Regions from separate parts of the Homo sapiens genome. Here regions 1 and 2 are each linked to region 3. A link is an interaction called in ENCODE POLR2A ChIA-PET data of the cell type or tissue named here. Cell type or tissue: CD4-positive, alpha-beta T cell. All regions are shown on one strand. Links, peaks and the distances in the headings refer to the core of each region. The heading gives the core; the rest is flanking DNA.

Region 1 (10,093 bases), core at 2,303-7,302, 68 kb before region 3:
TAGTTGTTTTTGAGTCACTTTTCATATTTCCAAGTACATTAAACAGCAAATCTCTTTGTTTTAATGGCTTTTTAACACTAAAAATTCAGTGAATTCTCATGAGGTAGAATGTAATTTCTTCTGAGATACTCTAGATTACATTAGTCAACACTGTCATCTACTGTGTGTTAAAGAGCACTATTTATAACAAGTGCCTTCACTTATGTTTCTAATGTATTTTTCAACTTTATGCTGTTGTATTGTCTATTTCTGTATATTGAAAAAAAACAAGTTTACAATTGTTTAACAATTGGAAATGATGTTTACAAAGGTAAACCTGCTTAACATTCATTTGGAATCTTTCAGTACTTTGTATGTCTTTAAAAATTGAGAAACAGTAAACAGAATGCTAAATTATTTTATGGGAAATTCTAGAAATTGACTAAAGTCAGGATTACAAATGATTCCTGGTTGATCTTGATTCTGTTAGAGATTTTGACAACTTTGAAAACCCTGGAAGAAATGACTGGTGAACCTAATATTAAATCTTCAAAGTGGAATGGAGATTTGAAGCAAGTATCTTCAATAGCATTTTCTGAGATTTTTCTTTCTGAATATCTGTCAGGGTTTTATGTGAGGCAGGGATCTGTGATCCAATGAATGTTAGCAATGATGGGTTAAGTAAAGTTAATCAAATTCTTTATGTCAGAACTTCTTAGGTTCTCTGAAATGCAAATGCTTATTGTGAATCTCAAGAGCTTACAACAACAGAGATTCTTTTTTTCCCCCCATGTTAATGGATCCTCTGGCTCTGCTCCACATTGTCTTTACTCAGGACCGTGGCTGGGCAGCCTCCATCTAGGACTTTTCTGCTCTTCTGGCAAAAGGAAAGAGAGTTGGTGAACATGCTGATTCTTAAAGCTTTTGCTAAGAAGTGACACACATCATTTCTGATCATATTTTATTGGCCAAAGCAAGTCACATGGTTCCTTCTGAGTGTAACAGAGCAGGATATATAATTTGCTTCCAGGAAGGTACACCACAGGTGGGGCAGAAAATATTTTGAACAGTTGTATAGTCTACTCAGCATTGTTTCCCAACCAGACCAGCAAGTCCTTTTTCCACTGACTGTTTTGTAGCCATTAGTATTTGGTAGAACATGGCTTAGGAAATGCTGATTTGATAATTCCAGCTTAAGTGATTTTTTTTTTTGTTAAACATATAGATTCTGTGGACATATTTATTTTCCAGCAGTTGCATCTACAGATAAGCATCTGATTTTTTTTTTGTTTGTTTGAGATGGAGTCTCGCTCTGACTCCCAGGCTGGAGTGCAGTGGTGCGATCTCGGCTCATTACAAGTTCTGCCTCCTGGGTTCACGCCATTCTCCTGCCTCAGCCTCCTGAATAGCTGGGACTACAGGTGCCCGCCACCATGCCCGGCTAATTTTTTGTATTTTTAGTAGAGACGGGATTTCACCATGTTAGCCAGGATGGTCTGGATCTCCTGACCTTGTGATCCACCCGCCTCGGCCTCCCAAAGTGCTGGGATTACAAGCGTGAGCCACCACACCCAGCCCGATAAACTTCTGATTTAAGTGTAATTGAAGAAACAGAGTTTTAGAACTTATATTAAAAGATGCAGTATCAGAGTATTCAAGTTAATTAAAATTGCATGTGTTTGCCTTAATTATATTAAATATAAAAATTCTATCTCAAAGATTACCGTTAGTTATGGGAAAAATGTTTTTCTCAGCGAGTCGTTTTTAGACATTTTGAAACTTCTGTCAGCTGGTAATTTTCATTTTCTTAGTCAAGGACAAAGTGGAACATCATGAAAATATAGGCAACTGGCAAGTCCCACAGTGGATTGATTATGGGTAAAGACAAAATAGAATATATGGTCAAGAAAACCTAAGATTTTATTCCAAAATGGTGTTGATGCAGAACTATTTACCTTGTTTAGTAAGTGACAGCTAATTACTGACCCACTCAAATGGTCACATAAAAGCAAACCAGCTGGAATTATTTGGATGGCAAGAAGATTTTCTGTCACTGGAAAGATTGGCCAACCAACTCTTATTAAAATAATTAACTGCATAGTGAAAGAAGGTAAAGCTGTATTCTTCTTGAGGGACTCAGATATGAGAAGGAATTAAGGTTGCAATCCAAAACCATAACTAGTTTATATCAGAATTATACTTCCATTTCTACATATGAGCTGGTTTATTTTGACCATCAGAATCTTACTCTCTCAAGGAAAGATACCTTAAAAATAGAATAATACTGGTTCTTCAAAATACTAAACCAGTTCAGTTCTCTTTCAATTGGTTACTCTAGTAAATTAAAAGACAAAAAGGTTGTTGGCCTCTTTGCCAGGGCCAATCCTCACTTTATCTGTAGTTGAGGACCTAACAGAACTTACTCATATCATCTTAGGGACTAGCCACCCTTGGCTACAGGAATTCCAGTTTTGTTCCTACAGGAGGTGTTCTATTTCTAAACCCTACTGATGGCAGTATATTTAACTGTTGGCCAGGTTTGTGACACCATTTTGGAGATCCATCTTTAAGGCCTTTCAGTGCAACTGTATCTTTATACTGTCCCTAAGCTGAAGACCAGAGTATGAAACTACCTCTCTTCCTTCCTTGGGGATTGCCTTCCCCACAGCTGGATCTAATTATAATAATTTGTTGTGTAACTTTATTTAGAGCAGAATATTTCTTTCACAGTAATTTCCGGTTTGGTCTCCAGCACTACTGTGGGATTTTCATTGGCCATTCATTACCTGGGAGAATGTTCCTTGTGACTCCCTGTAGTGATCCTGCACCTTTGGCAACAGCCTCTCCCTAATCTTACCCATTCCATGTTTCACGACTTGGTCCCCTTGGATCCCACCTTGCTCTTCACCCTCCCTGACCTACCCTGACAATCAGAAAATGGTAAACTTTGTGCTCTTGGACTTCCAGGCCAAATATCTCTAGAATTTAATTTACCAGGGAGTGGTCACTTGGGAATAAGCTGAATGGATAGGGAAATCAAATCAAACGTACTTCTCAACAGGTGGTAACTTTTCCATCACACATATATCCTTATTGGCAGGTACCTAAGATGTACAAAGTGGGTATGTGATGGACATGGAGAAGATGGTGTCGTTTGGCTTGTTAAGCTTTCTGGGGTCTGTGTGAGCAATGGTAGCACCCAGTGGGTATAGCAAAAGGGGAATATGCCAGTGTATATAATTTTTTGCATTCTATTATCTTAAGATACAAAATCCTTGTCTTTTGTCAATTTTTTCTTTTCCTGCCCCACTCACTGCTTTTTTTATTAGTCTTGAAGTGCTTCTCAAAATTTGGAAAATATTCTTTCTTAATTTTTGAAATCTCTAAAAGAAAAGGCTGGGTGGAAATTACTGACTGGTTTGATGCCTATTTTAACTGTACTTTTAAAAAGCAAATCTAATGTTTATAGATACAGGCTGACTCTGAGTGCATTAGGAAATTTATGTAATCCAGATGGGCGCGGTGGCTCACGCCTGTAATCCCAGCACTTTGGGAGGCTGAGGTGGGCGGATCACGAGGTCAGGAGATTGAGACCATCCTGGCTAATACGGTGAAACCCCATCTCTACTAAAAAAAAAAAAATGCAAAAAATTAGCCAGGTATGGTGGCGGACACCTGTAGTCCCAGCTGCTTGGGAGGCTGAGGCAGGGGAATGGCGAGAACCCGGGAGACGGAGGTTGCAGTGAGCCGAGATCACGCCACTGCACTCCAGCCTGGGAGACAGAGTGAGACTCCGTCTCAAAAAAAAAAAAAAAAAAAAAGAAAGAAAATTTATGTAATCCCTGTAATTCTATACAGATGTTCCTCAGTTTATGATAGGGTTACATTCTGATAAGCCCATCATAAATTGAACAAGTTGTAAGTTAAAAATGCATTTAATACATTTACCTTATCAAACCTGATAGCCTAGCCTAGCCTACCTAAATGTGCTCAGAACACTTACATTAGCCTACAGTTGGGCAAAATCATCTAACACAAAACCCATTTTATAGTAAAGTGTTGCATATCTCATGTAAGCTATTGAATATTGCACTGAAAGTGAAAAAACAATGGTTGTGTTAGTACTCGAAGTATGGGTTCTACTGAATGCATGTTGCTTTCACACGTCGTAAAGTTGAAATATCATATGTTGAATCATCCTAAGTCAGGGACGATCTGTATTTTAAAGTAAACAAGGGGAAATTTCACAATTAAATGTTTAAGTTTGAAATGTGGGCAAGGTTCCGGTTGAATGTTATATAAAAATTATTTTACATAGCCATGTGTGTCATACTTAGAAAGTCTTTGTTTACATTTCTTGCTCTATCTGGAGAGAAACATTCATTTTAAAATTGGTTTAAGGGCTACACATGATTCTTGGGTCATATGTTTAATGACTGTTCCATATTTAGCTATTGTTTTTTTCCCATCAGACTCCCTTATATCTGTTACGATGTCCAGGGAACAGTTCCAAACCAAATAAGGTGAAAGGCTTGTATCATTGAGCACCTTTCTTCCTTGTTCCATTTCCTAAGTTATAGGGGTGTCAATGTAAATCGCAATGCCACTATGTCTTTCCCATTTCTTCACCCAGTTCTTGTAACATTCAGTTGTTGGAGTCCTTCCTCTGTTAGACAGGGGCATCTTTTCTAAGTAGTATGCAGGGAATACTCCTGGGTAGTTAGGCAGAGTAAGAGGCTGAGTTAGGTTAAGTAAGGTATCCTATTGAGAATGATGTTGGGGGTTAGAATGAGGGGGAGAAAAGTGAGAAGGAAGAATGTTGATGGGAAAAGAGTCTAGGAAATTGATTAGTTCATAAGAAAGTGAGAAAAGTAGAAAGTACCAGGTACATGGGGCAGGAGGATCTGGGAAAATGCTTTAGGTCTTTCTTATTTAAAGTTACAAGGCTACAATTAGTGATGTCTGTGGATGCATTTAAAATGTTTTGAGAGTGTACAGTCTCTTGTACACTGTCTAGGGACAGTATTTAGCTCTCATTTGAATGGTATCTGAGGTACAGTTATGTCTGAAGTTCTATCTTTTGATAACATAATCAGCTGAGGTGAGTGGTTCCATACTTTTGACCTCTAAGCTATAAAAGCACAACACATTCTACCATGATATAAATATGTTGCAATACATAGGCCAGTGTTATGTGGCAAGTTAAAGTTAGGATTTTTCTGTGAACTTATTTCTGAATGATTTTCTACCAAACAGCCCCATTCTCCTGCTTCAGTGTTGACGTTTTTTATACCAGTGAATTTTTTATACTGAGAATTTTTTATACTGAGAATTTTTTATACCAGTGGCTTACTGGCATTAATTACTTAGTGTTAGAAAGTATTGATTAGAAGGAAAAAGCTATTGCATTGAAAGAAGGAAACATAATAGATTAAGTTGTAAGTGTATGTGGGAGATTGTTTTATTTTTGATGTATGGAAATAAATGGTTAAGTTGCTAAGTTCAGAACATGTACCAAAGAGCAAAACATTAGGAAAACAGATGATAGGAAGGAGGAGGAGGCTGTAGCTTGTTACATTCGAGTGACCACAAGACTGTTCCAAGCCAAGAACACAGCTGGAGTTTGATGAAAGGGAGTTGAGTGCTCAGCTGAGACTGAGCATATAGGAATCTTTCTTGGATGCCTCATTTTTTGAGCCCCTTCTTTGTTTCATTATACTGAGAAAAGCCACATGCAAGTATAACAAACAGTTATGTGGCCAAACAGCATATGGTCTCTCCTGCAGGAAATGAGAAGGAGGAGGACTTGAGAAGAAAGAATTGAGGTTGGCTAAGTAGACAAACAATGAGCTTACGTGGGAACAGACTGTGTTGTAAATAAAGGCATTGCAGTGTTCTAGCGCTGTGCTTGTTGTATTGAGCCTGCAACTTTGAGAACTTCTTGGGTGCCAGTGACCTGTTGTTCTCTCTGTGGTTAACATGGCCTTAGTCAGTATAAATGAACCAAATGTTTGTGAACCAGAGCCATGTTTCTTCCTCTGGTCTGTTTGATGCCAGCACCTCCTGGAATGACACATTAGGACCAGGAGGCAACCAGCATTTTCTCTTGGTGGCTTTTGTGACGTGACTTGTGTTATTAGGAATCGTGTTGTCTTCCCTCTGTGACTGCTTTCCTAGCTACTTGATGCCACCAAGGAGCATCCAGCACTTCTTAAAAGTTTTAGGATAGGTAAAAGGAGGTGTCAGTAGTAGATTTAAAATGTGTAGCTCTAGCAGCTCTGTTTCTACCTACTACTTGCTGAAAGGTGTAATATTGTAAATGTTAGTTAAAATACTAGGGTAGAGTTTCTGCTTTTTCTTTCTGTAAAGCCTGAACATTAAACCAGACTGGAATGCTAAAAGTAAGTTTATAAATACAGGAGTTAGGGAGATGGCGTGCCTAAAAAAATCCCATGGTGAACTGAATAGACGCTTTAGCATAAAACAAAATTAAGAATTGAGAAATATTACATATGGAAATAAATAGCTGGTCCAGAAAACATAGACCATCTGTGCCAGTATTGTACCTGATTATTTGGAATATTAACAGTATAAGAAGCATTCTTTTTGCAGGCTGGATTATTTGGATAATTTTTTCTATGTATAAGTAGCATCTATGAATTCTTTCTTATCTCCCTCTCTGAAATTAATTTACTGTGACCTGTACATATCACTTGATTTACTAATATTCATGCACTATATTAAGGGCATGTATTTTAGAATGCTAGGGATTCCCAAAGTAATTTTGACATTGGTTTTGGAAATATGATAGTATATATGATTGTATCTTAATAATGATTAATATTCTTAGAATTTTAATATTTTAAAGTAAATAATGGAGGGCTTGAAATTATTATTCTGCTCTTCTTTTCAATATATTATTTTCTCTACTTATTCTGAATCTGTATCCAAGCTCTATCTCTTACTAGCTGTGTCTTTTGGTAAGTGACCTCATTTCTCTGTGATTTAGTTTTCTTATCTGTGGATAATAGTGTTATTGTGGTTATTAAATGAGTTCAGAAAAGTTCTTAGAACAGTGCCTGTGCATAGTAAATGCTTTATATTTTCCATTACTGTAATACAGATGATAGATGGCATCATTTTTTTTTCAGATTGGGCCACAATAATTGGGCCATATAAAGTACTGTTGACTTTTCTATTTTTCATCACTCCTTATATTTCCGCTGGAAACTAACTGACAGGCAGTTGGTGGGGTGTCAGGGCCTCAGCAAGACAGCAAACAGGCACATTCGACCAGGGGACCAAAGCAGAGCCCAGCCACATAGACTGGCCCAGAGCGGCCAGAGGAGAAGATGGGAAGGCCGCAAGGCCGTTCTCACCCTGGGTGCTGGACATGATCTGAAATCACCATGCTATTCTGGAGCTCATTGGTTGGTGCAGTGAAGCTCCTCATCTCTTTCCCTCCCTGTCAAGAACAGGCTGGGGTGGAACTGAGCCTCCTCCTGACTCAGAGGAGCTGAGGGAAGGCTGCAGCTGAGGGAAGGCTGCAGCTGGCGAGGAGGTAACCAAGTGTTCTGTATCAGGAGGATGGTGAAAATGAAATAGTGCAAATAACAGCAAAAAATGGAGTTATGCAAAGAGGTGAAGGAGTCATGAAGAACTTTAAGATTTGCCAGGGATAAGCCCCATGCCAATATATAATGTTTTCATAACTTTGAATTGCCAATATGTACATTTTCATTGGGGCAGTGATCACTAAAAGTGATTTCAGTTTCTTAACCAATATAACATTAAACAAATGTAACTTTTTGCCACTTAACAAAAATAAGTGTAAGAGATTACTGTTCTTCTTTAACCAGCCTATGCCCAAAATGGAAAGCGAGTTTGGCTCTTAAATCACATTCTTAATTTTGTTGTCAAGTCATTATCACAGGAAATGTGTATTTCTTTTATAGCTACTTATATGACAGCAATAAACTATTGGAAAACATAGCAGAAATCAAATCCAGGAATGCCAAGCTTACTATCAGTAGGACAGATAATTTCTTTGTCTTATATGAAGCCTGTTTATATTTTCATCATGGACATTGTGATTGCTATAACAAGTAACAATAAGAAGTTATCTTCTATTACAAAAATGTTTCGACCTTCTTAATATTGATTTCCATTCTGACCACAAAAGGTTTGTCATAGAAATTAAAGATGAATAAGTGTATCTTATTTTTTAGAATCTTAAATGATTTTCACTTTGAGATTAGCAAATGTGAATTTCCATGTTTTGTGACCGTCTGTCTACTTCCTGTATTAAAAATAGAGTCAGAGGCATAGTAATGTAAGTCTGAGCCCTCTTTGGTACATATTAAATTATGCACATCATTTAGCTAAATGTAAATGATATGGTGAGTGCCTCCTGAGTAAATAATTTCCATTACTTATCAGATTGAGCCATCAGATGATTCTAAAAATACTCGTCATGCATTCAATGGCATTTTCTCTGGAGTGGACTGTTTGAGTGCCAAGTTACAACCAAGAATGAAATTCCTGTTTCCCGGTACATTGTATCAAAGGTTATCAAGTGTATTTGAACATCGCTGATAATTTTTCCTAAACTGTGACTGAAACTAGGCTAAAGATAAGTTAAAACTTCAGTCATTTCTAATGATTAATTAAGATAGTCTTGAAAACTTTTTTCTGTTTGACGTTTCTTACCACTATTTTATTGTTTCAAAGTCTGATATTCCATACTTAACCTCCTATTTTCTCTTCTAATGTTACGTTGCATAATTGAAATGTCACTTATACTGGATACAATTATAAATATGAAGCTCTTAAAAATATGCCTCCTCCTTGTTAGGTTTAAGGCAAAAATAACCTTCTAAGGACTAGACCATCAACAATCATATTCAAAACTCCAGGGTTGCAACACCCATAGCATGATTTGTTAAAGATACCTCACATATTTTTCTTCTACATGTGAAATAATCCTAACTCTTAGCCTTTATAGATCAAATTTAACAATTTTCATGATATCTTTTGAACTCTCCTAACATTGTATACCTCCATTGATAGTTAAGTAATAGTGCCTTGGGTCTGGCCTATGATGAAGGGTCTGGCCTATGATGAAGGGAAGCAGAGAATAATTTTGGGGGTCCACAACCTGAAAATAATGCCACCACGCAGCCTTTTTAGCTTTAAAATATAATCTGGGAGGATGATGCTTCTGAAACTATTTTGCCATCCCAGTGGATTCATTCAGAAAATAGGTCCCTTCTTAGGCTTACCCTAAATGATCCACTTTTGAGGTCCCATTTATTTCCTCAGAATCATAGTCTTCCTTTTTTTTTAGTATGAAAGAAAACGCCACCTGCTGCAGCTGGATGGTGAGATCAATTCAGATAAATTTTATCAGAAAAGAAATATATTGCCAAACAAAAAATTTCTCCAGAGAATGACGATCATGTTGAAATTGTGATATATATCAGACAATGCAGAGGCTTAGCTATTTCTAGGTTGTTTATTACTGAAGATTTTTCTGATCAGGACATATAATTTCGGTGCCTTCAAAAGGCGTCATGCCTTTTTGAACCATAGCTCTCTCTATAAATTATGAGTTAAGGAATTAATTCTGTTTCACTTGCTAGTAAAAATTAACTCCTAAAGACTCATGTTGGAAATCATCTGTGAAAAATTCTTGCAAAACAGTTAGCGTTTACCTTTTGCTGAAATTAAATTAATAAGCCTAGAAGATTAGAGTCAATCTCATGTTTTATTTCTTTAAAAAATGACATTTTACAAAACGGAAGTGAAGATTATAGCAATAGTGGCTAGTCGGTGCTGCACTGGTTTCTTGAAAATTGAAGGTTCTTATTTGTCTGCTGTGTTATTGCCAGTCTTCTCTCCAGTCTGAAGGAATGACTTTCTCCAACCTGCACACCCCTACACACACACACAAGCATTTAGAAGACAAGAATCGTTGCTCATTTTCCATTTACTTTGAATGTTTTTATTCTTGAAATGTTATCTCGAATGAAGTTATTACATAAAGTTCACTAATGATAATGACTGTGTGTATGTGTGTGTTTCTATATAATTTATTATATTTCATTGTTTTAAG
Region 2 (10,093 bases), core at 2,215-7,214, 98 kb before region 3:
GACAAGGCCTCAAGGTATGCCATTCTCTTGGTGGCTCTTTCAGTTGTCCTATCTCCTTCTGTTTGACCTGTCTGGGAAACACCGATGGCAGATCCAATCCAGTCATTTGCTTTTTTGCGCCAACACCTGGGCAAAATAAAATCCACCCTCCTTGCTGTAGCCCACAATATCCTCCATGTTCTGGTCCACTGCCTATATCTCCTGCCTTATCGTGGTCCTCTCTCCCTGCCCACTGTGCCCCACTTGAACTTGCTTCTTACAGGTACTGGACTCAACAGAGTCTTTTCTGCCATAGATCTTCTGAAAATGCCTGAGTGTTCCTTCTGCTTAGACCTTTTCATTCTTAGGATCTCAAATGTCACCACTTCAGAGAGTCCCTGCCCACTGTGAGTAGAGTATTTTTATAAGTAAGCTCTCTATCACTGTACCCAGTGGGATGCCCTCATAGGTCTCATCACAGGTTGTGATTACCTTATTGTCTATTCGGTTTTTTTTTTGTTTGTTTGTTTTGAGATGGAGTCTCGCCCTGTTGCCCAGGCTGGAGTGCAGTTGCACAATCTTGGCTCACCACAACTTCTGCCTCCTGGGTTCAAGTGATTCTCCTGTCTCAGCCTCCCGAGTAGCTGGGATTACAGGTGCCTGCCACCACACCCAGCTAAGTTTTGTGTTTATAGTAGAGACGGAGTTTCTCCATGTTGGCCAGGCTGGTCTCAAACTCCTGACCTCAAGTGATCTGCCTGCCTGGGCCTCCCAAAGTGCTGAGATTACAGGCGTGAGCCACCGTGCCTGGCCCGTTATTGTCTATTTGATTGACTATCTTTGTGGCTAGATTAGGCTCCACGAGGGCCAGGACCATGACTGTTTTGGTCACTAGTGTATACCCAGTACTGTCTATAATGTGTGACACATAAAACGCGTTAAGGCTCACATAATCCCAGCACTCTGGGGGCCTGAGGAGGGAAGATTGCTTGAGCTCAGCGGTTTAAGACCAGCCTAGGCAACATAGTGAGACTTTGTTTCTACAAAAGATAGAAAAAAATTACCTTGGCATGATGGTGCATGCCTTGATTCCAGCTACTTAGATGGCTGAGGTGGAAGGATTGCTTGAGTCTGGGAGGGCGAGGCTGCAGCGAGCTGTGAATATGCCACCATACTCCAGCCTGGGTGACAGAAAAAGACCCTGTCTCAAATAAATAAATAAATAAATAAATAAATAATAAATAAATAAATAAGTTGTTAATAAGTATTCATCAAAAGAATGAGAAAATGAAGAAATCACACAGTCATGTAGGTTGGCTCTCCTGCAAATGTATGTTTTCCACACTCAGAGCCTTGGCTCGGCAGGTCCACTGCTTCTGCTCAGTTTTCCTCATGTCTGCTGTTGCTGCCCCAGCCCCCTGTTTGGAGCAACTATAACCTTCTACCCCTCTCTCAGCAGATGGCACTGAGGCTGGGATCTGCTCACTTCAAGTCCCTGTGCTTGGTGAACCTATCTGCTACTGCATTTGGCTTTTAAATTCTCATACAGTTTTGGGAAAAGAGGTGTCCTTTATCTAGTTAAGACTAACCCCTTCAGCTGTGTTCTTGGTCTGCTGGACTCAACCAGGATCTTGCTGTACCAGTTACTTCTTCCCTCTCTGTGCTTCTGTGTTTTCAACCCTTTGTCTTTATTACCTCCTTTCCCCCAACTTTACTTGCTCAATAACACCTTTCCTATCCCTAAACAAACAAAAAACAAAGTTAAAAAATCCTAAGAATTAGCTACAGAAAAATCTCTTGATCTTGAATCTCCTGCTAGCTTCTTCATTGTACCTTTCCTACTCAGAATCTTTAAAAGAGTTGCCTGTATTCTCTGTACCTTTCCTACCTAGAATCTTTAAAATTTAAAAATCTTCATTGTACCTTTCCTATCCAGAATCTTTAAAAGAGTTGCCTGCATTATCTGTCTTTAGTTCATTACTGTCCTTTTCTCAAACCTCCTGCGGTCAGTAGGCTATGGCCTACTTCACTGCATGCCACATCGTGGGCCCCTGATAGCTTTGTAATTGCTGAATCTAACGAATGCTCTAGATTTATTCATACAACTGAGGACTCCCTTCTTTAAATTCTCCTTTTGGTTTCTGAGACACCACTTTCTTTTTTTGTTTGTTTTGTTTTTTTTTTTTTTAATACTTCTCTCAATGTATCTTCTCAGCTTTCTTCATTAGCTTATCTCTTTTTTCTTTAAGCATTTATATTTTTAGATTTCTGGACCTGACTCTCTGTTTAACTATGTTTCTCTTTTTTTTGAAATGGAGTCTCACTCTGTTGCCTAGGCTGGAGTGCAGTGGCACTGTCTCAGCCTCCTGGGTTCAAGCAATTCTCCTGCCTCAGCCTCCTGAGTAGCTGGGATTACAGGCGCCTGCCACCATGCCTGGCTAATTTTTGTATTTTTAGTAGAGACAGGGTTTCACCATGTTGGCCAGGCTGGTATCAAACTCCTGACCTCAGGTGATCTGCCTGCCTCGGCCTCCCAAAATGCTGGGATTACAGGTGTGAGCCACCGCGCCTGGCCCCATGTTTCACTTTTTGTATTTACCATCATGGTCAATCTCCCTACTCTTCCACCAGGAACATCAAGAAATGTAGGTGTCATCCTAAACCCCAGCATCAGTCATTTTAGATATTCATAGTCATCAAATGCTGTAAATTTTCTGTCTTAAATATCACTCCCATTCGTTCCCTACTTTCTGTTCCTATTGCTGTGCCTCAGTCCAAGCTCTGTTCATCTTTCACCCATTCTACTGCAATAGTCTCCTGGTCTACAGTCTGCCGCTTTGCTTCCAGACTCTTTTTCTAAAGCACAAAACTAAGCATTTTTATGCTCCCTGCTTAAAAGAATTTATTGACTTACTGTTGGATCTAGGATAAAATCTATTCTTCTTGCTGTGTCATTTAAGATTCTCAGCTTCTTGATTCTTGCCTGTGTATTTAGCCTTATTTCTTGTGTTGTCCATGCTGCACCCATTGTTTAAGATATGCTGAACTACTTAGAGGTCCCCTGAGGCACTGGGCCATGTCATGTCTTCATGCCTTAGTTGACGCTGCTGCCATCCCATGGAAACTTTTACATTCTTCACATGATCAGACAACAGCCACTGATCTTTTTTATTTAAAAAAAAAATTAGTTTTGGCTGGACATGCTGTAATCCTAGTACTTTGGAAGGCTGAGGCGGGTAGATCACTTGAGGTTAGGAGTTTGAAACCAGCCTGGCCAACATAGTGAAACTCCATCTCTACTAAAAATACAAAAACATTAGCCAGGCATGGTGGTGGGTACCTGTGATCTCACCTGCTCAGGAGGCTGAGGCAGGGGAATCGCATGAACCCAAGAGGCAGCGGTTGTAGTGAGCTGAGATGGCACCAATGTACTCCAGCCTGGGTGACAGAGCAAGAGTCCGTCTGAAAAAAAAAATAATTTTTAACTATAGTAAAATACATATAATATGAAATTTACCATCTTAACTTTTTTTAAACACATAGTTCAGTAGTGTTAAGTATATTCACATTATTGTGCAACCAATCTACGGAATCTTTTTATTCTTGCAAAATGGAAACTCCATACCCATGAAAAACAAATCCTCACTCCCTCCTTCCCCTGGCTTCTGGCGACCACCATTCTACTTTCTGTCTCTATGAATTTGACTGTGTAGCTGCCTCATAGAAGTGAAATCATGTAGTATTTATCTTTTTGTGACTGGCTGATTTCACTTAACATAACGTCCTTAAGGTTCATCCATGCTGTATCATGTCAGAACTTTATTCCTTTTTAATGCTTTATAATATTCCGTGGTATATGTACATACCACATTTTGCTTATCTTGTTATCTGTTGATGGGTTTGTTGATGGACTCTTGGCTATTGTGAATAATGCAGCTATGAACATGGATGTATAAATATCTCTTCAAGACCTTGAGTTCAGATCTTTTGGATATGTAACCAGAAGTGGAATTGCTAAATCATATGGTAGTTTAATTTTTAATTTTTTGAGGAACTGTCTTAATGTTTTCTATAGCAGCTGGACTATTTTACATTCCCACCAGCAGTGTACTAGGGCTCCAACACTTGTTATTTTCTATTTTTTTGATAATGGCCCTTTTTTTTTAACCCAAATTTTGTATTGATCAAAACAGCTTCATCGTTCTTTATAACAAAGAATTGTTGTAAACTTGAATTTATGTAACTAATTAAAACTAGCAAAATAACCAATTTTATATTCGCTTTACATATTGGAGTTCAACAAAAAAAATTTAATTTTGGGGGAAAAAAAGCTGTATTTCAAAATGTTTAAAAAAACCACCGTCATGGAAATCTTAGGATGAAAAGGCCTTCTTAATGGAGAGAGGCAGGAGATAAACCATCCAGCAGAGGGCTCTGTGTAAAAACGTTTATGTTTACTGATGTTTAGAATACAGGAACTAACGAAAGGAAAAAAAAGACAACTTCAAAGTGACAGTGAGTTAGGGCCTGCCTGCGGCCAAGGGGGAAGGCTACTCCAGGGTATGCTGGCATGCACTGGCCCCCCACTACTTAATGTCAGTGCCACTAAGCAGAAAACTTGAGGAATCAGAGTGTGAAGACCTTACCAGCTGCTAGCGAGCATGCAGGGGAAGAAAGGGATGTCTGTGTGGCTTCCCCATGAGCTGAGAGCCAGGATACACAGGGCAGGTGGCAAGGCTCCCAATTCAGTTCAGGGCAGGAGGCTGAATGCCCAGGTCCAGGAAGAACAAAAAGGGGATTTTGGAGGTAGGCTTTTTTGTTGTGTTAAAAAAACAGGCACATTACCCATCTCCCTGTGGCCCTTGAGCTGCTGGCCTGGCCCCCTGATCCTTCCCCTCTCCCCACAAAACCAAAATGAATAAGAAGAGAGGTAGAAGATGAGACATTCCAAGGGTGGGGAATGCTTTAGTCACTGGAGCCCGCCCATGAGAGTGAGCCTGGAGAGCACTGGGAAGCACAAGGTGAAGCTGCTGCTCCCCCTGGGGTGGGGTGGACTGGGACAGGGCAGAGCCAGGAGGGTGACCGAGAACATCCTGACTCCAGCAAAGAATCCTACGTAGCAGGAACAGAGGGCTGCAGAGAGCCACTCTGGAGGAAGGAGGTGAGGCTAAGTGACACAGGGGCATGGAAAGCTCCTTGTGGCTGTGGCCTCAGCTGCTCGCTACCAGCTGCCTTGGGCAGAGGCTCTGGCCTGGCTCGCCTCTGGGGGATGGGAAAACTCTGGAGACCAGAGTGGAGGCAGAACAGAGAGAGAAGTGAGCTGCTCTCCCACTCTTTCTAGGAGGACACTGTTTGAACCCTGTGATGACCAGGGCCTGGGCCCAAGGCAAGCAGAATGAATGCATTTCATGGAGAGCAGAGAGAAACTGGGCCCACAGGTATGCCTTGGGGCAGTGTGTTGCTCCTTTCTCCTTGAGGGCCTAGGGCCAGAGGTGGCCAGAGCTGCCACATCAGCTTGTGGCTGCCAAAGGCAGGCTAGAACAACCACCCCAAGGTTCTCTGGACTTGTGAAGGAGAGGAGGAGGAAGGGAAAGGTGGGTATGAAAAATGAAGTGGAGGAGAGAAACAGCCTTAGATATGTCGGGGAGCAGGGGGGTGGCTATATCAAGAGGAGTTCTTGTTCTGGTAGATGGAAGCTTTCTCCTTCAACAGGTCCAGACACAGGTGGCACCTCCAACTTCCTTCAGGGGGCTCAGATATGGACGGAGTGAGACAGTACATTTCGTAGCCATGATCGCAGCATCACAAAAGCCCAGCTGGTCATCATCTTCAGAGGTGCCGCAGATATCGCAACATTTGTGCTCGATGCATTGCCAGCAGTATGTCTTCACTGCCCCATCATCATGGGGGTGAAATGGAGGCAAGATGGATGCCCTGAGCAGCCACAGTCGAAACAGGACACCACCTCCTCAGGTTGTCCCATCTTCTTGTTAATCTTTGAGTTCCCCAGGCAGAAGTTACAGTAGTTGTTGGGCAAGGCAAATCCATCAGGACCCTTTTTGGATTTCTGTTCCTCAGACCTCTGGGAAACAGGAGTGGGTGGTTGGGAGTCTTCTTTGTCCTCGCCCTCCTCAGCCAAGTGAGAGTGGGCATAGTGGTAACTGAGGCCTGGTCGGTTCTTGTAACGTTTTCCACAAATGTCACAGGCATAGGGCTTATCCTGGTCCTCCAGGTTGGAAGCATCCAGCTCCTTATGGGCACTGCCACACCTTTACCCTTGGATTACCCCTTTCCCCGATGCTTGGGAGCATCTTCACAGTACTCATCATCGAGGTCATCCAGGAAGTCATCTGGTTCTAGGATCCGCTTTCGTGCTTGACTGTTTGTCACAGGAAACTTGCCCAGGCTGTCATCATCAACTCGGGGATCTGGGGTACCTCGCTTCCCCAGGGGGTCAGTGTGCAACAGAACCTCTAAACTGCTGCTGTCCTGAGAGATCAGCCCCTCCTTCTTCAGGGTGGGGTCTGTGTCTGGCTTAATAGGTGGGAAGAAAAATTGTGGATCTTCACAGGGGTGGGCTCACCGCTTTTTCCGCCAGTGCTGGGCAGGGTACGAGTAGTTGTCCAGAGGCCAATCCTAGAACCTGGTTACTTCTTCATCCAGCTGTAATAATTGTTCTGGGCTACTCCAGTCTGTGAGGCCAAGAAAGGCAGGCACATGCTGTGCTCAGCACAGAGGTGGGCATTGTAATTGTGGCCCTGCTCCATGGCATCTTTGTAGTACTGCTCCCAAGGAACTTCATTGCATTCACCACCACAGGTGCCATTTTCCTTGCTTCTCTCCCTCCAGTAATGGCCATTCTAATGGGTATGAGGTGGTATTTCATTTGTGGTTTTGATTTGCAATTCCTTGATGATTAGTGATGTTGAACATCTTTTCCTGTGCTTTTTGCCGTTTGTGTTTCTTCTACGGAGAAATCCTATTCAAGCCTTTTGCCCATTTTTAAACCAAGTTGTCTTTTGTTGTTGATTTGAAGGAGTTCTTTAAATTCTGAATGTTAATCTCTTATCAGATATACGATTTGCAAATATTTCTCCCACTCCATAGGTGGCCTTTTCATTCTATTATATCCTATGATGCACAAAAGTTTTAAATTTTTATGTAGTCCAATTTATCTGTTTTTACTTTTGTTGCCTGTGCTTTGGTGTCACACTCAAGAAATCATTGCCAAATCTAATGTCTTGAACCTTTCCCTCTATGTTTTTTCTTAAGAGTCTTATAATTTTAACTCTTATGTTTAGATCTTTGATCCATTTCGAGTTAATTTTTGTATATGGTGTAAGGTGTAAGGGACTAACTTCATTCTTTTGCATGTGGATATCCAGTTTTCCTAGCACCATTTGTTGAAAGACTGCTGATGTAGTTTGTATGTTATCCCTTCTCAAATTGTATGTTGAAATGTAATCCCCAGTGTTGGAGGTGGGGCCTTGTGGGAGGTGATTGGATCATCATCCTCTTGGTACCATCCTCATGCTAGTGAGTGAGTTCTTGTGAGATCTGGTCATTTAAAAGTGTGTGGGACCTTCCCCTCTCTCTCTTATTCCTGCTCCCACCCTGTGAGATGCCCGCTCCCCTGTGCCTTCTGCCATGGATTGTAAGCTTCCTGAGGCCTCCCCAGAAGGAGATGCTGGCATTATGCTTCCTGTACAGCCTGCAGAACTGTGAGCCAATTAAAGTCTCTTTTCTTATAAGTTATCCAGTCTCAGGTATTTTTTTTTTAAATAGCAATGCAGAAATGGCGTAATACAACTGTCTTTTCTCATTGAATGATCTTGGCACAGTTGTTGAAACCATTTGACCTTCCTGCTGTTATAACAAAATTCCTGGACTGGGTAATTTATAAACAACAGAAATTTATTCATCACAGTTTTGGAAATGGGAAGTTCAAGATCAGGTCACCAGAAGATTTAGTGTTTGGAGAGGGCTCTCTGCTTCACAGATGACACCTTGCTACTGCATCCTCACCTAGTGGAAGGGGAGAACACTGTATCCTCACATGGTGGAGGGGCAAAAGGGACAAAGACAAAAGACAAAAGTGATTTAGGACCCCAAAATCTCTTTTAAGGACAGTAATCCCATTAATGAAGGCAGACCTCTTGTGACCTAATCAGCTCCCAAAGGCCCCACCTCTTAATACCTTTACCTTGGGGATTAGGTCTCAACGTAAGAATTTTGGAGGGACACAAACATTCAGACCATAGCAACCATATATGTGAGGGTTTATTTTTGAGCTTTCTATTCTATTTCATTAGCCTATATATTTGTCTTTATGCATATATTACACCGTCTTGATTACTGTAGATTTGTAGTAACTTTTGAAATCAGAAGTGTAAAATCTCTAACTTTGATCTTCTTTATCAAGATTGTTTTGCTATTCAGAGATCCTTGAGGTTCAATATGAATTTTAGGATGGATTTTTTTTAAATTTCTGCAGAAAATACCATTGGGATTTTGATAGGGTTACATTAAATCATTAGATTGCTTTGAGCAGTATTGGCATTTTAACAATATGTTGTCCTTCGGTTCATTAAAACAGGCAGGATGTCTTTTCATTTATTTGTATTTTCTTTAATTTCTTTTAGCAATGTTTCATAGTTTTCAGAATATGCATCTTTCACCTCCTTGGTTAAGTTTATTCCTAAGTATTTTAAAATTTTTGTATTCCTAATTATTTTATAATTTTATTTATAATGTTGATGCAATTGTTTTCTTAATTTCCTTTCACATTGTATCACTGACCTTTCATAGAGACTTATTTCAAGTGTCACTTTAAAAATAAAGGCCTTTTTTCTCCAAAGTAGAAATGATCATTTTATCCTCTTATCCCCTATATCTCTACTGTAGAAACTATAACAAGTTAGTGTAATTGTTTAGAAATCTAACTTTCCCAACCAGAATTGAAAGGTCTTTGAGGGAATCTTCCGTCTTTGTGTCCTCAATTCCTGCCACATAGTAGAGATTCAATAAATATATTTTAATACATAAAGCAATGAAAAAAAAGTGTGATGTACACATAAAAGTTTACTTGAAAGAACATTTAACTTTAGGTAGTCTCTCTTCCCTCATTTACATTTGTGTCTAAATCTTTGCATGAAAATTAAACCCAGTCCTGGTGTTCTAGAATCCCCTAAGGGTGATGTACCAGAACTCTCTCTGGCAGTTCACTTGGATTTGCTGGTTGTTAGGATAAGAAGGGACCTGAGAGACAATTTATTATGGTCTCATCACTTTTACTATCAGTGTTAAGTGATGTGTCTAGGAGCACAAACTAAATAATGGGAGAACTGGGTTGGAGTTAGAAGGCTCAGTCTGGTTCTCTTTATCAACTGTGGTAGAATGAGTAGAATTCCTCTGGCATCAAGATGTATTTTAAAGATGTGCTTTTAAGAATGACACTTAAAAATTCTACTTGTCAGTTTTACACAGTAATCAACTGGAAATATCTATTTAAGATGAGGACTATAAAATTTTTAAATTGAAGTTGGTTTCAGCATTATGTCAGCCTTTATATTGAAACATAGTTCAAGTGACTTGCTAAGACTGTCTAAAATGGAACTGTTTAAGCAGTATGTGGATACAGGAATGCTTTAAATGTTAATAGTAATATTATAGGAACAACAAAAACAGCTTTATGGCTTTTATTTCTTTAAAGTTTCAGGTGACGAAAAGTGATTTTAAAATTTTATTGAGATTTTTCGTATTATATGTGACACAATTTTAGCATAACTTACAATAGTAGTAGAAAGTATCTTGCAATTGGAAGACATGGAAAATACTCATGCTTGCTATTGTTTAATTACACATTAGTTTTGTTGTTGTTGTTGTTTTGTTTTTTAAGACCGTGTATCACTCTGTCACCCAGGCTAGAGTACAGTGGTGTCATCACAGCTCACTGCAGCCTTGACCTCCCTGGGCTTAGGTGAGCTTCCCATTTCATCCTCCTGAGTAGCTGGGACTACAGGCATAGGCCATCACACCTGGCTGATTTTTGTACTTCTTTTTTTTTTTTTTTTGTAGAGACAGGGTTTCACCATGTTGCCCAGGCTGGTCTCAA
Region 3 (10,093 bases), core at 2,207-7,206:
AAAATCCACTTCTGAGGAGGACACCCTTATGCATCGGGAACAGGAAGTTCCAGTGAAGGGGAGGATGCTTAGGAAGCTTTTGTTCAGATACCAAATGAGGTTTCTGATAGTTAGAATGTGAGCAAGTGAGAACTTTTAATGTTTTCATGTTTAGTGTTTGAATGTGATTATTTTAACATGGTTGCACTCCATCTTAAACTGTATTGTAATGAAGATTTTTCTTTGTTCCCTTTTCCAAAAAATTAGCCTGATTTGTTCTTTTCAGGACAAATAGGCACCTAGATACTGGCAATGGGCAGGGTGTGTGATGGTTTCTGGAGCCCTTCATGTGACATCAGTTAAGCTGTTGTTGGGTCAACTCACACTTAAGACCAGCTGAAGCACATTAATGTTGACCTTCAGTTTTCGCAGTAGGTGTAAAATATTTTTGCTACCACAAAGGAGTTATTTATTTTCTTTTCAATAACCACAGATATAAATTTTATCCCTGCAATGATTTGGTATCAGAGATCTTGGGTTAATATAAACAAAACAGAATCATAGGTACGAACCCTGGATGAACGATGCCACAACTCCTACAGAGAGTGGAATTGCTTACCTGAAGTTGATTGAAAAGTTTCTTAAGTCTGTATTTTTAGGGCCAGTGCTGTGTTTGATGTGCTTAAAAGATTTTTCATGACTTTTCTTTTATATTTTTACTATTCTCCTAAGAAATTGATCAAGAATATTCTGGGGGATTTCTAAAATAACAATGTCAAAGACAAAGGCTAATCTGTCATTTTATTAGGTAGAATATTAAGTAACCCTGTAGTCCAAAAAAGAATATTCCTATCAAGAATGTGTTGCTTACATTGGCAATACTTTTTATATGTACTTCTGTTGGAATATCAAAAGATAGTTTGTGTGTGTTGCGCCAGCATGTTGAACTGCCATTATTGAAGGACCTACAGTTAAAATGAGTGTAGCCATTTGTCTGAGAGCTCACTGAGAGACAGATACTTGTCAGGTAGTTGGCAGAAGAAAAATACAGCATAATTCTAATCTTAAGATCCCTCTTTTTAATTAAGTTGAATTAGGTCTGCTAGGAGTGGGAACACAAATGAGATCTCATAGGGATGAAAATGTCTATTTTTTGAATTGCTGCATTATTGCAGGGCTCTGTGATAAGCCTTCCTGTAGACTCATCCCTGGGCTAATGGTCATAGTCTGAGGATACTTTGTGGAAATCATAAAGGGAGGCCAGAGTCCAGGACAGATCTAGAAGATTGGCTTCTAAATTTATTGTTTTGATTGGTTGGTTGGTTAGTTAGTTATTATAAGTAGCTAATATTTGTCCCATAGGTCAGATATTTTGTCTTACTGACCAGGTTCATCAAGCGAAGTGGAGGTAGATTTTTCACATGGATATTTAAATGATTCCAGAATTCTCTGCTCTTGTTTTAAATTTAGTATTAAATTTAAATTTCTGGTCATTGGTGTGCTGTCCTTATAGGAAGATAGAAACATTTTTAAAATGTTGCTATTGGTTTCAAGGACTTCAGTCATCAATTCACTTGACTAACAAATATGTATTGAGCTCTTATTGTGATGAATAATTGGTGTCCTATGTTAGCAGAGGGAGAGAACTGAGAAGCCGAGGATATAATTTCTATACTCAAGACTGTCTTTAGCAGAGCAGATACTGAATCAGTAATGTTGAATAAGTACATTAATAAATAATTCTCATAATTTGTAAAGAAATTAAGAAAAAAACCCAGTGGGATGTTGCTTTGCTCACTGCTTTGTATCCTTATAGATCCTCAGTACACAATTGTTGAATGAATGACCAAATGGCCATGTACTATACATGCAGTGAGAGTTATTAGAATCCAGTGGAGGCTCATCAGTTCCAGCTAGTATAGGGTATTAGTCCGTTCTTGCATTGCTGTAAAGAAATACCTGAAACTGGGTAATTTATAAAGAAAAGAGGTTTAGTTGGCTCATGGTTCCACAGGCTGTACAGGAAGCATGGCTGGGGAAGCCTCAGGAAACTTACAATCATGGCAGAAGGTGAAGGGGAAGCAGGCATATCTTACACGGCCAGAGCAGGAGGAAGGGAGAAAATGGGGGAGGTGCTACACATTTTCAAACAACCAGATCTCATGAGAACTCACTCACTATCATGAGAACAGCAAGTGGGAAACACACCTCCATGATCCAGTTACCTCCCACCAGGTCCTTCCTCCAGCATTGGGGATTACAGTTCCGCAGGAGATTTGGGTGGGGACACAAATCCACACTACATTAGCTAATCAGGAAAGGTTTCATGGAGTAGATGGTATTCTAATTGCTGAAAGAGAGGGAGGGTCGTCTAGAAATTGGGAATGGTGTGGAAGCCTCTGAGGAGATGTTGGAAGCTGACAGTGGAGGTGTGCAGTGGTGGGCAGGCAGCCAGGAAAGGCAAATTTTGGAAAGCCTTGGCAGACAGACGTTTCTCTGTAGAGTAAATAGTGACAGAGATGTATTAGAAATAATAACTAAAGGTTTTATACCTGGCACATTGAAGACGGGAGAAATCATGAAGCACAATTGACAAAGCTTGGTAATTAAGGGGGTTAATGAGGGAAAGGAAGGCATCAAAGATGGCTACAATCTCGTTTTGAGCTTGACTGCCTCGAATAATAGTAACAGCATAAACAAAAATAGGACATCAGCAGGGAAAATTCACTTTTTTTTTCTTCTTTTTTGAGACAGTCTCACTCTGTCACCAGGCCGGAGTGCAGTTGCACGATCTCGGCTCACTGCAACCTCTGCCTCCTGAGTTCAAGTGATTCTCCTGCCTCAGCCCCCTGAGTAGCTGGGGCTACAGGTGCATGCCACCACGCCCAGCTAATTTTTGTATTTTTAGTAGAGACAGAGTTTCACCATGTTGGCCAGGATGGTCTCGATCTCTTGACCTCGTGATCCACCTGCCTCAGCCTCCCAAAGTGTTGGGATTACAGGCGTGAGCCACCGCGCCTGGCCAAAATTAGCTTTTTGTAGGAAGATTCTTGTGTTTAAGATAACAGGGACACTTCACTGTGGACTAGTAGAAATCACAGAAGCATGGAACATTAGACCCAAAAGGGATTTGGAGGTTGAGCCATTCATTGGACTCAAATTCAACCCTGTCATCTTGCTGATGAGAAAGCTGACTAGATTCAGGAACAGCCCCCAGGGTGCAATGTCTGGCCTTGATACAGAGCACAAGTAGGATGGCAGATGTAGACAGTCATTTACAGTGTTTTGGAGGGTACTTAAAAAGTATTCCTTCATTTGCAGTTGGATTTTTCCCTTTTAAATGGGAAGAGTCATTATACAAACAGTTCCAGTTAATGCATTTGGAGATGTTGTCTGTAGAGTATAAACACCGTGTTGTAAGGTTGAGATAAAATCCCTAAATATTAGGCAATATATTCATTCATTCCTACTGATAAACAAAAAGTCTTAACTTGCCACCCAACATGACATTACCAATGAATTTACTTTCATAGTAAATACATTACCAATGAATTTCTTTAACCGTATTATTTAGTAAGTTCTATTTAGTTATTACTGAGTTGACATTTACTCAATTCTAAACATATTTTGCACTGCAGATGTTCTATCTTGGACATCTGATCATGGGTCTGGGGTGCCATATTGCCCATATTTGAGGAGAAGGCAGTTGCTAAGGGTTCCCACTATTAGTGTTTCTAGATGGGTCTTATCCTACCCTCTCTTCTGCTTAGGGTGTTGCTAGGAATGATGGGGATGGTTATAAGCACAATTAGTCTTGATGGGTGTTACATACAAGTAGGGGGCTCTGAAGCAAGGTTGGGGGCCAGTTCTCACCCTTGGCATACCTGCTTCTGTTCTTCAATCCCTATTACATGTGAGTACAGGAAACAGTGTCCATCTTCCAGCTCACACCCTTTGTATCTGCCTGTCTCAGACCCAGAGATGCAAGTGCAACACTCACTGGCTTTGCCTTCTAGAACCCATGGGTAATCTTGCAAAACTGAGCTGATCTTAATGTGCGAGCATCCTGTGACTTCTTTGCTTCCAACCTTGTTCTTTCCTGGGTCCCCAGCTCGATGGGAGGAGATTGAGCACTGAATGGTCACTCTCTTCTTTGTCTCCCTTAACTGGGGAAGGAGCCCCTTAGTTCCTTTTCCCAGTTAAAGGAGTCTGAAAGAGAGTGACTGGGAAATGTGTAGCATGAGAATAGTTGGGAACCAGCTCTTTTAGAATAAAATGAAAGATGGAATAATTAGACCTGGATTATCACTCCCAGGGAAGTAAAATGACCATAAAATATTTACATCTAGTAATTTATCATCATAATCCTAATTTTTCTTTAAAGAATTTCCTATTTCTTAAATTGCAGTGATAGCACTGGGATTAAAAAAAATATTAGTCTTACAAGCTTACTTTAAACCAATTCCTAGTGGTAGTAACTGCCTTTATCTTCAAGGCAGCACTGAGCATTTATTAACAACCAACCTATAGGCCAAGCATTTTTAAATTAGTGATCTTAAGTAATGAGATGCTAGGGAAATCTTGATGACCTGATATTTGATATTCGAGAATGAGAAGCAGACATAGGCCTACTTAGTGAATTCACATGTCTGAGACTCCACGTGGTGGGGACATGGACGTTAGTAGTAGTAATTAGCCTTGGATGAGAGAAGAACAGAAATTCACATATAAATGGGAAACATCCGGCATTGGTAGGTAGAGCTTGTCTAGATTGGGACTAATGAACTACTTTTCAATCTGAAGCCTTCAGGAATAGACAGGCTCCTGCTTCTGCAAATACCAAATGAAAAGCCAACCCACTGTTCTTGAATTTATAGATCCAATTTACACTTGCTCTTTTTAACCAATGGAACTAGCCGGCCCCTGCATGCCAAGTTTCTATGGCAATGTGATCTCAGTGACCTCTCTTCTCTATTGTGGAATGTAGGTGAAAAGAACGGAGGGGAGCCCGATGACGCTGAACTAGTAAGGCTCAGTAAGAGGCTGGTGGAGAACGCGGTGCTCAAGGCTGTCCAGCAGTATCTGGAGGAAACACAGAATAAAAACAAGCCGGGGGAGGGGAGCTCTGTGAAAACCGAAGCAGCTGATCAGAATGGCAATGACAATGAGAACAACAGGAAATGAGCCCGGAACGCAGGCCCCCATGTCTCTGTGCAAAGCCTCCCTGCTTCCCTCTGCTGAGTCTAGGGACTGACTTGCAGCGTGCTGTTTAAGTTAAGTTTCTCTGGTGCAATCTGTGAAGATTGCCTAATACTTTTCATGATCGATGTGTTCGCATTGCTGAAACACAACAGAAGAAAAATGGAGTGCTGGGACTGGCAGAGGAAATTAATTGATGAAAGAAGAATGGCCCAAGTTTCATTCGCCCTCAGCCACGCACAAGGGAAAGGGAACTTTGGGTTATGCCTCCTGGACGCAAATTAAAGGCCGAGAAAGAGGCCTTGCCATCAATGGAATACTGCCATTTATATTGCTTAGCAGGGCATTTGACTACTTTATCTGAGGCCAGAACTCTCACACACAGCTATCAAGTGCTAAGTTTAAAATAATCACTGTTGGAATTGTCATCTGTACAATTAGTCCATAATGTTTCATGTTTGTCCTAAGTGTGCTGTTGCTATGCAGTGTGATCTTTATTTATAGTAAATTATGTTTCATGTAAATGATATATTTTTGGTGAAATGCAACCTTTTCTATAAAATGTGGGCAACATTTTAAAGTTTTTTTAAAATCCTATTTTGATAAGTCAGTATGCCATATTTAATGAAATGTTATTATATAATTTTTTTTTCTTAGGCAAGAAACCTATTGGAATTCGAGACTTAATTAATGAAGCTTTGCATCGAGAAACGATGGGTCTGAAGTCCAAAGTGAAACAGATAAAGGAACTTTTATTAAAGCCTGAGACTCAGGCCAGAATTAGGAGGGAGCTTTTTGAAGGAAGACTTATTAACAACAGTAATTCAGCAAATGACGTTGATTTCAGCACAACTTTGACATAAGCTCTACATTGCGATTGTGACAACATAGCTTATGAAATCTTTTCAGCTTATTAAGTAGCTCTTTGGTAAACACCAAAGAAGTTTCTGATAGTGTCTGCACAACAGCAAACCAACATTTGGTGAGGAATTAGCAATTTCTTGCCAAAGAAAATTGATTCTGCCCAATTATTTTTTGAGCTACACTTGTGTTTTAGAATATCTGTTTCTGTAATATTGAGAGTTATTTTATAGAAATGATTTCTTAATTAGCTGTTGTGAGATATTTCTCGGGTCCTTGCAGAAAAAAACATACAGACTGTGAACAAATCATTCACAAACAGAATAAAACAGAGCCAACAACAGTATTTTAAGGGTCACTTGCCTCCTGTTGACACAATTGTTGCTAAATCAAAAGAAGCGTTGTCCAGGTGTGTCTACATCTAGTGTTACTTTTAATGAGAATTTGAATGTTTATTGAACAATAGTACTTGAATGAACATTTATAAATGTAATTATTGCGATCACTGGTTAAGAATGTTTTATATATCCTTATAATATTTTTCACTGATCAAAATGTTGTTCTGCTTTTTCATTTCTTAAGGAATACATGTTTGGGATTTTTATTTTTTACGTGTCCGAAGATAAGCTCCAGGTCTTATCGTATCCCTTGCCATCTGAACTTGTTTGCACTGCTTCTGTTTGAAAGAGCATCTTGAAAAACTTCCCCGGTATGATGATTGTTGGTAACAACTTTTTCTATAGTCATTGATGGAGTAGATCATGATGGAGGGGAAATCACTGGAGATCAAATATGTAAAATCATTTCAAATATAAAATCCAGTTTACTCATGGATTTTAGCTATTTTTTCACTGGGTAAATTATACTACATTTATTTACAAATGAGTTTATGCATTTTCATGGCTCTTAATAAACATATTGTTTTCCCTTGTTGCTTTTCCTCATTTCTTTTTTTCACTCTTGAGAGTAGTTGGATCTATGTTGGCGTAACGAAGTCATAAATCGGAGCTCCAATAGTTTAGTTTCAGTGTTGCTTCACCTTTATGATCCCGTCCTTCATGCTAAGAGAGCACAGTTGTCAAAGCACCTTCAACTTTACCCTTTAAAATCATATCAAATCAGTCAGCTTCACAGAGAATTAACAACAGAACCTTAAATTCAAAGAAAATCTAAATAGCGTCTTATAAACAGCTAAGAATGTGTCACTGATGTGACATCCTAGCAAAGATGAAAAGTGGAGGTCCATCCAGGTGCAGAATCCTGGGAGCTGTTTGCCATGAAACCCTTTTCAGTGGTAGAGGGCTTGACTGTTTGTTTGTAAATGGCTTCTTTAAGTAAATCCTTAAGGTAGAAAGCAAAGATAGTTTTGGCCTTGCCTTGTTTTTCAAACAAGGAAACAGACTCCAAAAGGTGGCATGCCTTATCCAGGGCCCCACTGCTATCAGGGAACTGGACTTGAACTGTCACCTGGGGCTCTATGTCAATGCCCCGGTGTTATCCTTACCACCCCATAATCTAAGTGAACAGTATTTCTGGAGAGAAGGCACTTCTCAGCGTGTATATACAGATATCCTCTGGGAGCGATTCCCAGTCCATCTAGATAATTTGAAAGGCTAAAATAGTATATACTTTTTGCAATCTGGGGTTACATGTCTTACTGTTATTTTAGTTTAAAATCATGATTTTTGTTAAATACTAAGTCCCAGGTTGTGTGCCAGGTGATTTAGGCGTATGATTAAATTTCTTCCCTTCAGTGACCCTATTAGGAAGTAATTAGTACTTTTACAAATTAGGAATCAGGGGCCCTGTGTGGTTAAATAGCCCAGGGTTATAAGCTAATAAAGGTGAGGCCAAATTTAAACTATGATCTGTTCTAATTCAAAGCCAACACTTTTTCCAAAATGCAGCACTTCTCTCCACCAAGTACGATATACTTGACAAATTAAAAAGTGTAAGAAAAGGAAAGTCACTTTCTTTTGACTAAACCAGCTTCCTTGCAGCCCTGAATTTCTCTGAACTTACATGAGAGTGATCAGCTGATGTGATAGAACTGAAAATCACATCACCCAGATACTTAATATAGGGATTAAGGATTCTAATCCTTACCAATGAAAGCTCCATTTAAGAAGGTTTATGAAGAAAATGGAAGGTATAAAATAAAAAATTTTATTTTCCATTTTTAAAAGTGAATAAGACATTAATTTGCAGAACTCTATGTTTGGGATCTGAAATGTTCCAAGTGACTTTATTCCCATTAGTCACAGAATAACTGCTCTTTGGGTCACGTAGGCAGAGTGAGTTGTCCTGAGTCGGTACTGTATGTTATGTAGCCTTGTCTTGTGACAGGGAGGCTGCGTGGTTGGCAACAGAGTGCTGGCTTGGGCCTTCTAGACTGTCTTCTAGACTTGGGTCCACCACTGACACATGATCTTGACCAAACTAATTCACTTTTCTGAGCCTCACTGCCCAATCTGGAATTGGAAAGAGTTTGGCAAGGTGATTTTCAAGGATCCTAGAACAGTGCTCTTTGTGACCACACCATGATGCTACTCATGCAGACACCGCTGTTTCAGTTAGCTACTGCTATGTGAGGCCTTGAAGGGGCCACGCTGTTCCATCTGTTGGCAGGAAGAGCTTAGAGTTCTAGAAGACTTTACACTCTGTTTGACTTGTGTTGGTTGTCAGCTTCGTGTAGGGAAGCCCCAGTGGCACATATTCATATTTATCAACAAATGCCAACATTTTTGGGGATCAATCACTGGAAAAATAATATGTCCTAGATGAATTAAGAATGTCAAAAAGTAATATTTTCAACAGCAGGACAAAATTCTGTCAGCTTTGAACTTGGACCCATTTATAAAATGTTAGATGATTATTGTATTAGTCTACTTCTCAGCATAGAAGTATTTATTTTTATAGGGCTTTGAGATATACTAGATTTATATTCAATAAATTTTAATTTTTAAGATTAATAATTTTTAATTTAGAGACAAAAAAATCTTAATTTTAAGATTAATAATTTTAAGATTCAAATTATTCATTCCAAAACTCCAAATGTGTTACCTTCCAGTCATCCCAGCAGCCAGGCACTCCCATAAGGAGGTAATTAAAGCAGTTTGACTTCATGTTCTGGACATTATTTCAGGCATGTGACCAAACAGATGTGTTTGCTTCTCTGCATTCGATCACAGATGCAGAAACCATCTATCACATCATGGAGCAAATTAGGAATTTATTTCATTATACAATCAAGATAGTGATTTATTTCATTATACAAACTGTAGATTTTATACTGTAAATTTAAACTTTTAGTATCTCCACACATAAATTGATGAATGGATAACCTTTCGTCATCCCTTATTTTCAACACTTTCAAATCTCACCTATAATAATTTTAACTTTAAACAAATTGTAGATACAACCCTAAATTCCAGTTTTCCTAGGTAGATAGACTTCATATAAAAATAAATAAACTTGGTGTACTTTAAAAAATAGTTTCTAGGTCCCTATATGAATTTGAGAGCAGCACAGATGCTAATGAGACAAGTCCCTAGATTATTTCATTCACAGTGAAAATGAATATTAAAGCAGTTCACTTAGAGTCAGTGAATTTAAAATTGTGATGTTAACTACAGCACTTCATTTCTGCATCACAGTTTTGAGGATAAAGGCTTATTTATAAGGTAATTTGAGAGCTTCTAAAGAGGAAGGTGCTATTATCATCTCCAAGGTGATATGCTCAAAACTACTTATTTGAATCCATTAAGTGTAACTGATAAAGTTAGGTGATTTGGGATGATTTTAAAATGTAAACTGCAATATTTACTCCTCTGCATATTCCATCATTTAATCATTTATTGGAAGACCATGAAATTCTATTACAGCATCAAAGAAACAATTAAAGTAAGAAATTCATTGTTTTCAGTAAATCTATGTTGCTTTCCCTGTAATGGTTCGCATTATTTCTGAAAAGTTACTATTCAGTGACACTGCCCTATATATTTACGTGTTACTTTCTTTGACTGATCTGAGAAAAGTGACACAGTCCTGCTTG

What was found. ChIA-PET counts read pairs that join two places held together with the same protein. Peaks named below come from ENCODE experiments on the same cell type or tissue, not always from the same donor. Only the 100,000 strongest peaks of a DNase experiment are listed, where the experiment ranks them.
Region 1: POLR2A ChIA-PET joins it to region 3 with 15 read pairs; 4 of 35 experiments call an interaction of 5 or more read pairs at or near these places.
Region 2: POLR2A ChIA-PET joins it to region 3 with 15 read pairs; 7 of 35 experiments call an interaction of 5 or more read pairs at or near these places.

The regions. Positions count from the first base shown.
Region 1 is chr6:131,207,994-131,218,086 of GRCh38, forward strand. The region is part of intron 6 of AKAP7 (A-kinase anchoring protein 7); the gene reads left to right. Among named protein-coding and RNA genes, the nearest start is that of AKAP7, 78 kb to the left of the region's middle. In CD4-positive, alpha-beta T cell, for the core only: no CTCF peak of the experiment used is centred there; no DNase peak of the experiment used is centred there.
Region 2 is chr6:131,178,682-131,188,774 of GRCh38, forward strand. All of the region lies in intron 5 of AKAP7 (A-kinase anchoring protein 7), which reads left to right. It also overlaps the pseudogene LOC100421246. Among named protein-coding and RNA genes, the nearest start is that of AKAP7, 48 kb to the left of the region's middle. In CD4-positive, alpha-beta T cell, for the core only: CTCF peaks have their summits at 4,384 (motif pointing right) and 4,584; a DNase peak (open chromatin) is centred at 4,420.
Region 3 is chr6:131,276,564-131,286,656 of GRCh38, forward strand. It overlaps AKAP7 (A-kinase anchoring protein 7), which reads left to right. Exons shown (of 8, transcript NM_016377.4): 8 at 4,967-6,969. The coding sequence ends at 5,163. Among named protein-coding and RNA genes, the nearest start is that of AKAP7, 150 kb to the left of the region's middle. RefSeq lists enhancers at 4,769-5,277, 5,278-5,786. In CD4-positive, alpha-beta T cell, for the core only: no CTCF peak of the experiment used is centred there; a DNase peak (open chromatin) is centred at 5,148; H3K4me3 peaks cover 1,156 bases; H3K27ac peaks cover 2,323 bases.